Regions from separate parts of the Homo sapiens genome. Here region 1 is linked to region 2. Evidence: read pairs that join two places in POLR2A ChIA-PET (ENCODE). Cell type or tissue: PC-9. All regions are shown on one strand. Links, peaks and the distances in the headings refer to the core of each region. The heading gives the core; the rest is flanking DNA.

Evidence for each region. Peaks named below come from ENCODE experiments on the same cell type or tissue, not always from the same donor. Only the 100,000 strongest peaks of a DNase experiment are listed, where the experiment ranks them.
Region 1: POLR2A ChIA-PET joins it to region 2 with 6 read pairs; 3 of 35 experiments call an interaction of 5 or more read pairs at or near these places.

The regions. Positions count from the first base shown.
Region 1 is chr7:101,011,588-101,019,847 of GRCh38, forward strand. MUC12 (mucin 12, cell surface associated) reads left to right here. Exons shown (of 12, transcript NM_001164462.2): 6 at 709-860; 7 at 1,232-1,303; 8 at 1,393-1,555; 9 at 2,326-2,487; 10 at 4,028-4,104; 11 at 5,988-6,076; 12 at 7,008-7,349. The coding sequence ends at 7,049. MUC12-AS1 (MUC12 antisense RNA 1) reads right to left here and starts at 6,021. Exons shown (of 3, transcript NR_120520.1): 1 at 5,828-6,021; 2 at 3,611-3,680; 3 at 2,733-2,852. RefSeq lists enhancers at 3,684-4,352, 5,785-5,834, 5,905-6,054, 7,245-7,394 and a silencer at 6,901-7,195. In PC-9, for the core only: no CTCF peak of the experiment used is centred there; DNase peaks (open chromatin) are centred at 5,594 and 6,074; H3K4me3 peaks cover 297 bases; H3K27me3 peaks cover 236 bases.
Region 2 is chr7:100,710,699-100,716,705 of GRCh38, forward strand. No RefSeq gene overlaps it. Among named protein-coding and RNA genes, the nearest start is that of EPO, 6.8 kb to the right of the region's middle. In PC-9, for the core only: no CTCF peak of the experiment used is centred there; no DNase peak of the experiment used is centred there.

The DNA.
Region 1 (8,260 bases), core at 3,685-7,684, 300 kb after region 2:
ATTTTTGTATTTTTTGTAGAGATGGGGTCTCATCATGTTGCCCAGGCTGGTCTTGAACTCCTGGCCTCAAGCAGTCCTCCCACCTCGGCCTCCCAAATTGCTGGGATGACAGGCATGAGCCACCGCACTTCCTGCCCTGTACTTCCTTTTTAAGGCTAAATAATATTCCACAATAGACCACATTTGTTTCTCCATTTGTCTGTTGATGGACCCTTGGTTTGCTTCCACCTTTTGGCTATGGTAAATAATGCTACTAAAAACACAAGGGTACAAATATAAATTCAAGACCTGCTTTCAGTTATTTTGTATATATACCCAGAAGTAGAATTGCTGGATCATGCATTAATTCTATTTTAAATTTTTTGAGGAGCTCCATACTGTTTTCCATAGCAGCTGCACTATTTTACTTTCGCATCAACAGGACACAGGGATTCAAATTTCTCCACTTGTTCATCCAAGAGCCACTATTTTGCGAGAGATGAATTTCACTCATTGGCATTTATCATGATCACTGATATGTGAGATCTTGAATCGTTTCGCTCTCCTCCCTCTGTCTGGGTGGTTAGCTGCTGGAGGGAAGACTCTGTATTCTTTCTCACCTCTGGGTCACATGGCAGCTTCATCTCCCATTACCACTCTGGGTGCTTGGGCTCCACTTGCTGGCTGGGTGGTGACATGGGTAACTGATGAAACGATTCCCACTTCCAGCAACGGTAGCATCGTGGTCAAGAACGATGTCATCCTGGAGGCAGACTACACTTTAGAGTATGAGGAACTGTTTGAAAACCTGGCAGAGATTGTAAAGGCCAAGATTATGAATGAAACTAGAACAACTCTTCTTGATCCTGATTCCTGCAGAAGTAAGCTCACCTAAAACCCCTTGACACCTGTGGGTGTCTTGGAGATCGTGACCTTGACCTCTCCCTCCTCTACGTCTTCTTTCTTCTGGTACTCCCAAGACTTCTGCCACAGGAACCCAGAAGCCAGGCCCAGGGTGCCTTCCCCAGATCCCAAAGCTGCTCCCAACAGCCCCCTCTCGGTCCCAGGCTGAGGCTATCATATCCCCATTTGAGCCTCCTCACAAGCCCAGCTGCATGTCTAGGGTGGGCAAAGACTCCCACGGGCATTGGCCCAGGGGAGGGCATGGTATAGAAGAGAGAGGCCTGGCTACCCCCAGGGAGGCAGAGGGAAGTGTTTCTATTCCATCTTCCTTCCCATCCACTCTCGGCAGAGGCCATACTGTGCTATAGTGAAGAGGACACTTTCGTGGATTCATCGGTGACTCCGGGCTTTGACTTCCAGGGTAAGCGACTACGTGGAGCGTGGGCACTAAGAGTGGGGGCTGGGATGCTTTGGCCAGGCTCATGCATGCTGCCCGCCCCTCTCCCTCAGAGCAATGCACCCAGAAGGCTGCCGAAGGATATACCCAGTTCTACTATGTGGATGTCTTGGATGGGAAGCTGGCCTGTGTGAACAAGTGCACCAAAGGAACGAAGTCGCAAATGAACTGTAACCTGGGCACATGTCAGCTGCAACGCAGTGGCCCCCGCTGCCTGTGAGTGTCCCCATAAGCCCAGCACCCACTCTGTCCTGGTGATAGGGCCCTCCCCCTCCCCAGCAGTCACCCACAGGGTTGGGGGATTGAGTAGAGCTTGGGAGGTGCCTCCTCCCCACTCCTGGACATACCTCTCCCCTGTAATCTCATTCCCACCCCCCACACCCACAAGAGTGAGGAGTAGGAGTAGATTATAGACATAGAGGTCCCAAAGCTGGGCAATCCCTTCCTGAGAAAGTTCATGCTGTCAATTTCCAAATCTATCTCTATCTCTATCTTTGTCTGTATCTCTATCTCTATCTCTATCTTTGTATCTCTATCTCAATCTCTATATCTGTCTATATTGTTAATTTCCCTTATGTCATCTCTGCCATGCTGTCAAGATTACCTCTAGCTGCAGCCACAGCACTAAGTCCACAGACCATAAATTAAGGTGCAAAAGAAAAACCATGATAACAGGCCCATTTAGGTAGCAGATGCTTAGAGATTAGGTGGGTGAATGGTACGTGTCTGGGACGAGACACCCAACACTCTCAGGTCCCCTTGAGCCCTAGTCATTTGAATTCCTGATCTGCAGTCTCCAGGTCCCCCCAACTCCCTCAGTGCCCATCAGCCTGAGGAAGTCAGGGACCCAGGCTCTCTGGGGGCTGAGCTCCAGCCGTTGGAGTGAGGGAGATCTGGTTTCCTGTGCTTAGGAGAGTGGGTTAACCCTTGGGATATTGGATGTGAGGGATCCCAGGGGATCAGCGTGAGCTTGTCTGTGTCCCCAGGTGCCCAAATACGAACACACACTGGTACTGGGGAGAGACCTGTGAATTCAACATCGCCAAGAGCCTCGTGTATGGGATCGTGGGGGCTGTGATGGCGGTGCTGCTGCTCGCATTGATCATCCTAATCATCTTATTCAGCCTATCCCAGAGAAAACGGCACAGGTGAGCTTGTGAGGCCAGCACCGCAGGCCCACACAGAGGGGACAGATCCTGGGGTGGCCACTGTCTGAATGTCCTAAGGCTCTGCTCCTTCCAGGCCAGCAATCAGAGAGGTCAGCTGAGGCCAGATGGGGTGCCCAGACCCTCCCAGCCCTGGGTGCAGCAAAGGGCGGCCTTCCTGTAGGATACATCAATTTGGCAGTGTTTTAGTCCATTTTGTGCTATTATAACAGAATACCACCACTGGGTAATTGATAAACAATAGAAGTTTATTTGGCTCACAGTTCTGGAGGCTGGGAAGTCCAAGATCAAGGGGCTGCATCTGGTGAGGACTTTCTTGCTGCATCACAGCATGGCAACATGGCAGTCTGCAGCACATGGACAGAGAGGAAGAGAGGGCTGAACTCACTTTTTTTTTTTCTTTAAGAGACAGGGTCTTGCTGTCACCCAGGCTGGAGTGCAGTGGCATGATCTCGGCTCACTGCAACCTCCGCCTCCCAGGTTGAAGTGATTCTCATGCCTCAGCCTCTCGAGTAGCTGGGATTACAAGTGCATTCCACCATGCCTGGCTAATTTTTGTATTTTTAGTAGAAACGGGGTTTCACCATGTTGGCCAGGCTGGTCTTGAACTCCTGACCTTGAGTGATCCACCCACCCTGGCTTCCCAAAGTGCTGGGATTACAGGTGTGAGCCACCGTGCCCGGCCTTAAATTAAATTAAATTAAATTAAATTAAATTAAATTAAATTAAATGTGTTGTAGAAATAGGGTCTCACTATATTGCCCCGGCTGGTCTGAAACTCCTGGCCTCAAGCAGTCCTCTCACCTCAGCCTACAAAGTTGTTGGGATTACAGGTGTGAGCTGTCACCCCTGGCTGTCTGAACTCGCTTTTATTACACACCCACTTTTGAGATAATGATGTTAATCTATTCATGAGGACAGCACCTTCATGACCTAATCATGTCTTCAAGGTCCTACCTCTCAGCATTGCTGCCTTGGGGATTAAATTTCCAACACATGAACTCTAAGGGACACATTCAAACCATAACACAGAGAATGGAAACAGAAGCTTATGTGTGGAAATTAGACTATGTAATGACATTCCCTGTAGTTAGTTATCACTCACCTTGGCCACCACAGAGCACAGCACCACATGGGGAAGCTGAGATGGAGCGTCTGGGTCTCACTTTTCCCAGCTGTAAAATGGGATAAGATGCACCTGTGAAGGTTGCTGGGAAACCCTGGCACAGTACCTGACCCGAAGTCAGCAACTGAAGGGAGCTACCCTACGCCCCCATCTCATGGATATGGAAACTGAGGGCCACTAAAGGGAGTGAGGGGCAGCCAGGAGGCCTGGCCAGTGCTTGCCTTGGTAGAAGGGAAGCCATGGTGATGCTACTTTTTGTTCTCTGCCATCATCGCTGCCATCTCTGACTCGGGGTGTGGCTGTGACTGTCCCCTCGAGGGAAGCTGAAGGTCAGGGTCCACCAAGTCCCTCCTCAGCCTCCTTGCCTACAGCTGCTCAAGGCATTTCTGTCTGCAGGGAACAGTATGATGTGCCTCAAGAGTGGCGAAAGGAAGGCACCCCTGGCATCTTCCAGAAGACGGCCATCTGGGAAGGTACCTCTAGTTAAGGGCAAGGAGATGAGCAGAGCTGGAGGGTGAAGAAAGGCAGGGCGGTGCCTGTGCCTGTGGGGGTGACGTGGGGTCCAGCCCCCCTTTGGGGTGGCTGTGACTGACAGCCCGTTCCCTACCTGCCGCTGCAGCCCCGGACCCAGACACCACCCCTGCTGTGTGCAAGAGTGCAGGAGTGGTTGAGAACCAGATCTTGCCCCCAGAGACCAACTCAGTGAGGGCATCCAGTGCACACTCAGCTAAGCGGGGTGATAGGGCCATTCCCAGGGCAGAGGGAGCAGAGGGGTGGACCTGACCCAGCCTGGGTGGGGATAGGGGGTCAGATTAGCCCCCAGGTGAGACTGACTCTTGAATAGGTGAGTAAGCAGGTGTGCTTCCTCCTTCAACACAGTGGGAGCCCAGTAAGCAGGGAGGCCTTATCCCAGTGAGGACAAGGGAAAGGGCACCCCAGGCAGGGGGCACTGCATGAGAAACGCCTGCAGTTGGGAAGGAGCTTGCTTTTGGCGGGGAAGGGAAGGCAGGTCAATCTCACAAAGAAAGAGTGAGGGACGTGAGGTTGGCAGGGCTTTGGGAATGGGGTGGGGGGTTGAGGGGCTTTGGCCGCCCACCTTTTTTTGTGAGACAGAGTCTCACTCTGTCACCCAGGCTGGAGTACAGTGGCACAATCTTGGCTCACTGCAACTTCTGTCTCCCAGGTTCAAGCGATTCTCCTGCCCTCAGCCTCCCTAGTAGCTGTGATTACAGGCATGCCACCACGCGTGGCTAATTTTTGTATTTTTAGTAGAGACTGTAGAGACAGGGTTTCATCATGTTGGCCAGGCTGGTCTCGAACTCCAGACCTTAGGTGATCCGCCCGCCTTGGCCTCCCAAAGTGCTGGGATTACAGGCGTGAACCACCATGCCCGGTCACATTTTGAATTTTTTTTACTCAAAAGGCCATTCAGGGAGCACTAAAGCAGGGAGACCAGGTGGAGGAAGTGAGGCTGAGGGGGTGGGGGGAGGGAGAGGAGACGCAGCCTGGTGGAGATGAGGCTGAGTGGGTGGGAGAGGGAGAGGGAGTGAGGGAGGATTTCCGGGATTGTCCGAGCTGACCCTTGGGCCCCGAAGGATGGGGGAGAAGCAGCCGGTGGAGCACACTGAGTTGGGGGGCTGGTGGGTGCTGAGGAGGAGGCTGCAAGGCTCGTGCCTGTCTGAATCTCCGGGAGGGGTCTGCAGCCTGAACCACGTACTGGAATAGAGGTTTGTCCATTCATCGGGGAGAATGCAGAGTGAGAAGTGAGGAGGGTGAAAGGAGAACCCCCCCCCAGGAGCCCCCGTAGAAGGACAGGTAGGGCATGAGGACCCCGATCTAGGAGGACGCAGGAAAAGAGGGGTCAGAGGTGCAGGGAGAGCCCCGGAGTCCAGAGAGTGAGTGGTTCTGCGGGACCAGGAAGTAAGTGATCGCTGTGCTCCGGGAGGATGCTGGAAGAAGATTCCAGACGCAGCTTTTTTGCCTGCTATGGTTACCGTTGCTATGAAGGAGGGCGGCCCTGCTGACCCAGAGCCAGCCCTGTCTCCCGCTCCACTCTGACCTCACCCCTGAGTCCAGGGCTGAACGCACGCTCCTCCGTGGCCCCCGCTTCCACCCCGTGCATGTGGGGGGCTTCTGCTCCGCTCCCTCCTGTTCCGGGGTCCAGCGGGCGGCTCCCCAGGCAGGCTCTGCACTTACCCGCAGCCCAGTGATGCAGGGTCGGAGGGGTGGTCGGCAGTGGGAAAGGGCGTAGGGCAGATGCCGGGCTGACTCTTCCTTTTGCCAGAGGAAATCCCCTCTGCCCCCTAGTCCTCCCCCTACCAAGGCTCCCATCACTCATCACGGCCTCTCCCTACAGACCAGAATCTGAGGGAGAGCAGATTCGGCCTTGAGAACGCCTACAACAACTTCCGGCCCACCCTGGAGACTGTTGACTCTGGCACAGAGGTGACTCAGCTGCGAGCTGCCCCCACCCCCTGAGGCTGCTCCACTTCCTCTGGGGTTCCCTCTTCCCCCGGGACTCCCTTCTCCCCCTGGGACTCCCTTCTCCCCCTGGGACTCCCTCCCTTCCCCCTGGGACCCCTTCCCTTTCCCTTCCCCCTGGGACTCCCTTCCTCCCCCTGGGACCCCTTCCTTTCCCCCTGGGACTCCCTCCCTCCCCCTGGGACCCCTTCCCTTCCCCCTGGGACTCCCTCCCTCCCCCTGGGACCCCTTCCCTTCCCCCTGGGATTCCCTCCCTCCCCCTGGGACCCCTTCCCTTCCCCCTGGGACTCCCTCCCTCCCCCTGGGACCCCTTCCCTTCCCCCTGGGACTCCCTCCCTCCCCCTGGGACCCCTTCCCTTCCCCCTGGGACTCCCTCCCTCCCCCTGGGACCCCTCCCTTCCCCCCTGGATTCCCTCCCTCCCCCTGGGACCCCTTCCCCTTCCCCCTGGGACTCCCTCCCCTCCCCCTGGGACCCCTTCCCTTCCCCCTGGGACTCCCTCCCTCCCCCTGGGACCCCTTCCCTTCCCCCGGGACTCCCTCCCTTCCCCCGGGACTCCCTCCTCCCCCAGGACTCCCTCCTCTCCTTAGGACTCCCTCCCTCTCCCTGGGACACTCTCCCTACCCCTGGGACTCCCTTCTCCCCCTAGGACTCCCTCCCTTCTCCTGGGACTCCCTCCTCCCCCAGGACTCCCTCCTCACCCTGGGGCCACCCCTTCCCCTGGGACTCCCCCCTCCCCCGCCACTCCCTCCTCTCCCTAGGACTCCCTCCCTCCCCCTGGGACTCCCTCCCTCCCCCTGGGGTTCCCTCCTCCCCGCCAGGGCTCCCTCTTCCTCCTGGGGCTCCCCCTTTCCCGGGTCTGCCCCTTGGCCTCACCTCTTCTCTCCCGTCCCCCAGCTCCACATCCAGAGGCCGGAGATGGTAGCATCCACTGTGTGAGCCAACGGGGGCCTCCCACCCTCATCTAGCTCTGTTCAGGAGAGCTGCAAACACAGAGCCCACCACAAGCCTCCGGGGCGGGTCAAGAGGAGACCGAAGTCAGGCCCTGAAGCCGGTCCTGCTCTGAGCTGACAGACTTGGCCAGTCCCCTGCCTGTGCTCCTGCTGGGGAAGGCTGGGGGCTGTAAGCCTCTCCATCCGGGAGCTTCCAGACTCCCAGAAGCCTCGGCACCCCTGTCTCCTCCTGGGTGGCTCCCCACTCTGGAATTTCCCTACCAATAAAAGCAAATCTGAAAGCTCAGAATGAGAAGTGAGAGGTTTCCTTCTCCTCCTTCTGCAGTTGGGGTCAGGTTAGGGGTCAGAGCCCTCCTGGGATGGGATTTCTCCCAGGACTGGCTGCTGAATGGGGCATGGAACGAATGCTCTGGGCCCCTTCCTGTGTCTTTGCAGGGAGCCCCCTCCCCGGCTCCAGTCAGGACAGGTCTAGGCCTGCCTCTGCTGAGGTCCCTGTGGCAGAAAAGCCTAATGTCAGGTTCTGGGGACAGGAGAGGACCTCAGATTCAACCCCAGTTGGCCAGGGAGTGAGCACTTGGCTCTGCTGAGCTTGCACAAGGCAGGGTCACTCCAGATGGCCATGGGAGCTGTGCTTACCTCGGAACCCACAGACCAAACCCAAGAACTCCCTGCCCAGGCATGGCCATGTCTTCAGGGCATACTCATAGGACAATAAGAAGGGTTATTTTATTTATTTATTTTTGCCGAGACAGAGTCTTGCTCTGTTGCCCAGGCTGGAGTACGGAGGCACGATCTTGGCTCTCTGCAACCTCCGCCTCCCAGGTTCAAGCGATTCTCCTGCCTCAGCCTCCTGAGTAGCTGGGATTACAGGCGCCCGCCACCAAGTCTGGCTGATTTTTGTATTTTTAGTAGAGATGGTGTTTCATCATGTTGGCCAGGTTGGTCTCAAACTCCTCATCTCAAGTGATCTTCCCGCGTCAGCCTCCCAAAGTGCTGGGATTACAGGTGTGAGCCACCATACCCGGCCAATAAGAAGGGTTAGAAAAGAGACAAAGGGGGTGTCCCTGCTAGGGGTTAGGGTCAAATGCAGGTGGTACCCTCCTCCTTTCCCAGCTCAGGCCCAGTCCCTCTTGCCCATCTCCCACCACCCTCGGTCGGGGGATCTCATCAGTTCCCCCCTGGCTCCTACAGGCCCTC
Region 2 (6,007 bases), core at 2,008-6,007:
TTTGGCAGAGAGATCACAGTGGGGCGGGGAGATGGGTGGATTTGGCTGGGAATGGTGGCCATGCCTGTAATCCCAGCACTTTGGAAGGCCGAAGAGAGAAAATTGCTAGAGCTCAGGAGTTTGAGACCAGCCTGGGCAATAGAGTAAGACTTTGTCTCTATCAAAAATTTAAAAATTAACTGGGCTTGGCGGTGTGCACCTGTGGTCCAGCTACTCAGGAGGCTGAGGTGGGAGGATTGCTTGAGCCCAAGAGGTTGAGGCTGCAGTAAGCCGTGACTGAGGGCTTGTGAAACAGCAAGAACCTGTCTCAAAAAACAGTGGGCAGGGAGGGGATTAATGAATAGGCAGCTACGTTCTGGGACTGGAGGGACTCGAGGTGGCTAGAAAGCAAGAGGTACTGGGAGACAAGGCTGCAGACATTTCTTTTTTTTTTTTTTTTTTTTGAGACAGAGTCTCTATCGCCAGGCTGGAGTGCAGTGGCGTGATCTTCGCTCACTGCAACCTCCGACTCCCTGGTTCAAGCGATTCTCCTGCCTCAGCCTCCCAAGTAGCTGAGTAGCTGGGATTACAGGTGCGCACCACCACACCCAGCTAATTTTTGTATTTTTAGTAAAGACGGGGTTTCACCATGTTGGCCAGGATGGTCTCGATCTCCTGACCTCGTGATCTGCCCGCCTACGGCCTCCCAAAGTGCTGGGATAACAGGCGTGAGCCACCGTACCTGGCTGGCTGCGGACATTTCTATCAGGCCACATCCTTTCCATCAGCCTGACTGCAAGGCTTCCTTGCCCGGGAGCCCCCCAGTAGCCGAGCGGGGAGCCGGCAGGAAGCTGGATGGAGCTGTGTCTCCCTGCACGTATGTGCTCCGGGCCTGAGCCCAGCAGAGGTGGTGGCAGGCAGCCTTTCCCATCTGGTTTGTTTTGGCAGTTCCCTCCTGCAGCCTATTTGTTTGTTGTTTCTACTCCATGTTTTCTCACTGCTTGCCAGTGGGGCTTCCCTCAGTGGCAGTTCTGCAGAAACAGACCTCCACATTGCCACTGAAGGAAGAGTGGGGCCTGGGGCTCACTCTTTTGTGTGTGGGGGGGCGTGAACCAGGCTCCTGCATCTACTAGAGTCCATGCAGGGCAGGTGGGGCAGGGAACCCTGCCTGCAGGCCCGACCGTAGGGAGGCTAGCTCCAGCCTCTGTTCTCCTCCCTCTACTGGCTCTCCAAAGTGACTTCCATCAAAGCTTGGGAGGCCAGAAACAGTGAGCCACGTCTCTTTGTAATCCCAGCACTTTGGGAGGCCCAGGCAGGCAGATCACCTGAGGTTAGGAGTTCAAGACCAGCCTGGCCAACATGGTGAAACCCCGTCTCTACTGAAAATACAAAATTAGCTGGGCGTGGTGGCAGGCGCCTGTAATCCCAGCTACTCAGGAGGCTGAGGCAGGAGAACTGCTTGAACCCGGGAGGTGGAGGTTGCAGTGCACCAAGATTGTGCCATTGCACTCCAGCCTGGGTGACAGAGGGAGACTCAGTCTCAAAAAGAAAAAAGCTTGAAAAACGGGAGAGGGGTGAGGAGATGGAGGCAGAAGGTGTGTGCAAATGCAATGCCCTGCCCTCCTTTTTACATTTTATTTATTTATTTATTTATTTTAGAGACAGGGTCTCACTCTGTAGCCTAGGCTGGAGTGCAATGGTACAATCATAGCTCACTGCAACCTCAAACTTCTAGGCTCAAGCAATCCTGCCTCAGCCTCCCAGGTAGTTAGGACTACAGGCAAAAAAAAAAAAAAAAGAGCTACTATTGTTTTCTTTGTTTGTTTATCTGTTTGTTTTGAGACGGAGTTGTGCTCTTGTTGCCCAGGCTGGAATGCAATGGCGTGATCTCAGCTCACTGCAACCTCCGCCTCCTGGATTCAACTGATTCTCCTGCCTCAGCCTCCTGAGTAGCTGGGATTACAGGCACGTTCCACCAAGCCCGGCTACTTTTTGTATTTTTAGTAGAGGCAGGGTTTCTCCGTGTTTGCCAGGCTGGTCTCGAACTCGTGACCTCAGGTGATCCGCCTGCCTCAGCCTCCCAAAGTTCTGAGATTACAGGCGTGAGCCACTGCGCCCGGCCAAGAGCTAGTATTGTTTAGTATGAAGCCATTTTGCTAAGAAATGGTTTTAGGCTTCTTAATAGGAATGGGGAGAAGTGAAGGAAGGCAATTTTGTGTGCGTTTAATTCTCAAGTCTGAGTTATTAGTAGAAACTAACAACTGAGCCAGACTCAGTTGTGGCTCGCATAGCAGGGAAGGGGACGGGACCTTGAAATATTAAGTGGTTTGATCAGGCTGATGATCCTGCTAGAGAAGCCCAGCACTTTGTCCCAGGTGAGTTTCTGGTGCTTGGTCAGGAGTTGAGGGAAAAATGGTGTTTCACAAACCCTCAAACCACTAGAGAGGTTGGACGAGAACGTGTCAATTGTAGTTCCTTAGGAAACAGATGTCCAATTGCACAGAGATTTGGGATGAGGCAAAGGTCATCCTACCAGAAGGAAGCCTGTGAAAATGGCCACTTAAGGTCCCAAGACCCTAATGACATTATGGGTGTTTTTCAGTTTATGTGTTTGAGTTTAGCGCTGTTTTCTAATTTTGGTCACGTATTGTTTTTGTAATGAGCAAAAGTTCATCATAAAAGTTGCTTTTTTTTTTTTTTTGAGACAGAGTCTGGCTCTGTCGCCCAGGCTGGAGTCCAGTGGCACAATCTTGGCTCACCGCAACCTCCGCCTCTCGAGTTCAAGTGATTCTTCTGCCTCAGCCTCCTGAGTAGCTGGGACTATAGGTGTGCGCCACCATGCCCAGCTAATTTTTGTATTTTTAGCAGAGATGGGGTTTCACCATATTGGCCAGGCTGGTCTTGAACTCCTGACCTCGTGATCCGCCCGTCTCAGCCCCCAAAGTGCTGGGATTACAGGCGTGAGCCACCGTGCCCGGCCTAAGTGAGCTCTTCTGCTCGTGTCTTAGTTCATCAACCAGCAAATAATTTTTCCCTTTTCAGGGAAGTATATTTGTCTAATAGCAAACAAGACTAATAGACTGAGTTGGAAGGAATCTAGCAGGTCCTGTGAAGGCGAAAGTCCACCCTCTGTTTGCATTCTTCAAGTGACAAGACGGTTGCCTTTTCTTAAGGGAGCAGAGGCTTGTTATAGAGGAGACAGCAAGCCATTCTCCTCTGCATCATCCATGTATCCACTGACCCATTCATTCATCAGATATTTATTAGTTAGTGGAACGGGCAATAAAATAACTTCTTGAGGTATCTCATCAGTTTTATTTTTACTTATTTAGAGATGGGTCTTGCTCAGTTCCCCAGGCTCGAGTGCAGTGGCATGATCATAGCTCACTGCAACCTCGACCTCCTAGGTTCAAATGATCATCCTTCCTCAGCCTCCCAAGTAGCTGTGACACCAGGCATGTGCCGCCATGCCTGGCTAACTTCTTTATTTTTTATATAAAAAATATAACTCTATAAAAAATAACTTCTTTATTTTTTATAGAGCCAGGGTCTCACTGTGTTGCCCCGGCTGGTCTTGAACTCCTGGCCTCAAATGATCACCTTAGCTTTCCAAAGTGCTGAAATTATAGGTGTGAGCCACCTCACCCGGCCCCTCATCAGTTTGATAACTAACTCCTTGATCACCTTACTTAGAGAACAAAGGATCAGTCAGGAATAGGCTTCATAAAACTTTGGTAGGCCAGGTGCGGTAAAGGATTTTCCTTTGAGGACTTTGGCAAAGGATTTTCCTTTGGTTCTCCAGCAGGAATCCCTTCTTCAGCATCTTTTTTTTTTTTTAAGAAAGGGTGTTGTTCTTTCGCCCAGGCTGGAGTGCAGTGGTGCGATCATAGCTAACTGCAGCTTCCAACTCCTGGGCTCAAGCAATCCTCCAACCTCAGCCTCCCGAGTAGCTGGGACTACAGGCATGTGCCAGCATGCCTAACAAATTTTCTGTAGAGACAGGGTCTCCCTATGTTGCCCAGACTGGTCTCAAACTCCTGGGCTCAAGGGATCCTCCCTCCTTAGCCTCCTAAAGTGCTGGGATTCCAGGCGTGAGCTACCGTGCCTGGCCCTCCAGCATTCTTGCTTCCTTCACAGTTCCCCAAAGGCCACCCAACAAGGTCCCCAGCCACCTCCCCTCCCAGCACAGAAGGTCTTCTGGGCCTCTGGCTGAACTCGAGCTGAGCTGAGAAGCCACTGCTTGGAAATGAGGAGGGAAAGAGAAGCCAGGAGGCCCCCCTTCCCAAGTCCGACTCCAGGCAGCTGGGGCTCCGTGCTGCCTGGGGGTCTGGGACAGCTCGGGGGGCTGTAAATTTGCTTCTGCTTGGATTTCCAATCTGAATCCACTGCCAGGAGGAATCCGTGGAGCAGAGCCTGCCTCCACACCCGCCATCCTCCTGTCACAACTGGCCCTTTTCAAACCCTGCCTCAGTGGCTGCCTGCTCAGGAAGTGCATGGAAGCTTCACACGCCCCAGGATCCCAGGGAGCTGGGTTGACCGGGGGATGGCTCAGTGCCCCCTCTAGGTTGGGTTCTTCTCTGAGCATGTAGTGGAGGGACCACATAATGCAATCCACACTTGGGTGGTTACCACAGAAAAGGGACATGCTGGACGCTTGGTAGACAGAAAAATGCATCAGAACTTCCATACGCAGCCCTTCGCTCTCTTCGATGACTAGGGCACCTGCACTACGTGACTCCAGACGGTACCATTCCCTTCAGAGTCTCTATGGATGCCCCTGGGAGTTGGGCAGTGCTCATCTTTGACGGCTGTCCATGGCGGTCCTGCCAGTGAGATGCCTAAGACATGTACATAAATGACGGCAGTGCCAGGGAAGGAGACGATTTCCTGCTGGGAGATCAAGAAAGGCTTCATGGAGGAGGCGATGCACAGATTTGGGCTTTAAAGAAAACGAGGAGATGGTGTGGGAGGGTAATCCAGGATGAGCCAAGGGCAGGAAGGCACAAACCATCTCCTGTGGTGGAGGGAGTGGGAGTGAGCAAAGCGGGAGAACAGCCTGGAACATGAAGTGAATGGTAGACCTTGGAGGGTCTCAGTTCTGAGGCAATAGGAAGCCGTGACAGGTTCCTGCTCAGGGAATTAGCACAAATGAGGCTGTTCAGTGGGAAAGTTAATTGAGCAGCAGGGTTAGGGATTAACTGGAGGGGTCAATGAGGAGATGCTCTGCAGTGGTCCTGGGCCTGTGGGTCAGCATCTGCTAGAAGATGAAGAGCAGGCAGATGACGGGGGTGGGGGGCACTGGGCAGGGGGATGGTGGGCATTGGTCGGGGAGCCCCATGGAGCTTCTTGTTTTCTTCCTGTTCCTCAAGGACAGATGAATGGACCCTGCATTGCTCAGTATCCAAGAGGCTCTGGGCTCCAAACCAGCCTCTCCCCTCTTAGCAGAATTACTATGGCTTCAAGCCGGGTGTGGTGGCTCACGCCTGTAATCCCAGCACTTTGGGAGGCCGAGGCGGGCGGATCACTTGAGGTTGGGAGTTCGAGACCAGCCTGGCCAACATGGCGAAACCCCATCTCTACTGAAAATACAAAAATTACCGGGCGTGGTGGCACATGCCTGTAATTCCAGCTACTCGGGAGGCTGAGGCAGGAGAATTGCTTGAACCCGGGAGGTGGAGGTTGCAGTGAGCTGAGATAATGGCACCACTGCACTCCAGCCTGGGCAATAGAGTGAGACTCCATCTCAAAAAGAGAATTACTATGGCTTCGGATTGGGTATGGGGTGGACCAAGATCCTCTCCTCCCTCCCAAGCTGCAATCACAGCTCTCTCTCCAGAAGCCCCAGGGGACAAGGCAGTCACTACTCCTATCCAGCAGGCTACAGCATTTAGAGGCTGGTGCCCCTGGCCCATCTCTCACTCCTCTTCAACTGCAGACAAGGATGCAGGGACCCCCGAGAAGCTGTGTGAGGGGAGGGGCAGGTCCCACAGCCCAAAAGGCTCCTCCTCCTCCAGCTGTGTCCACCCCA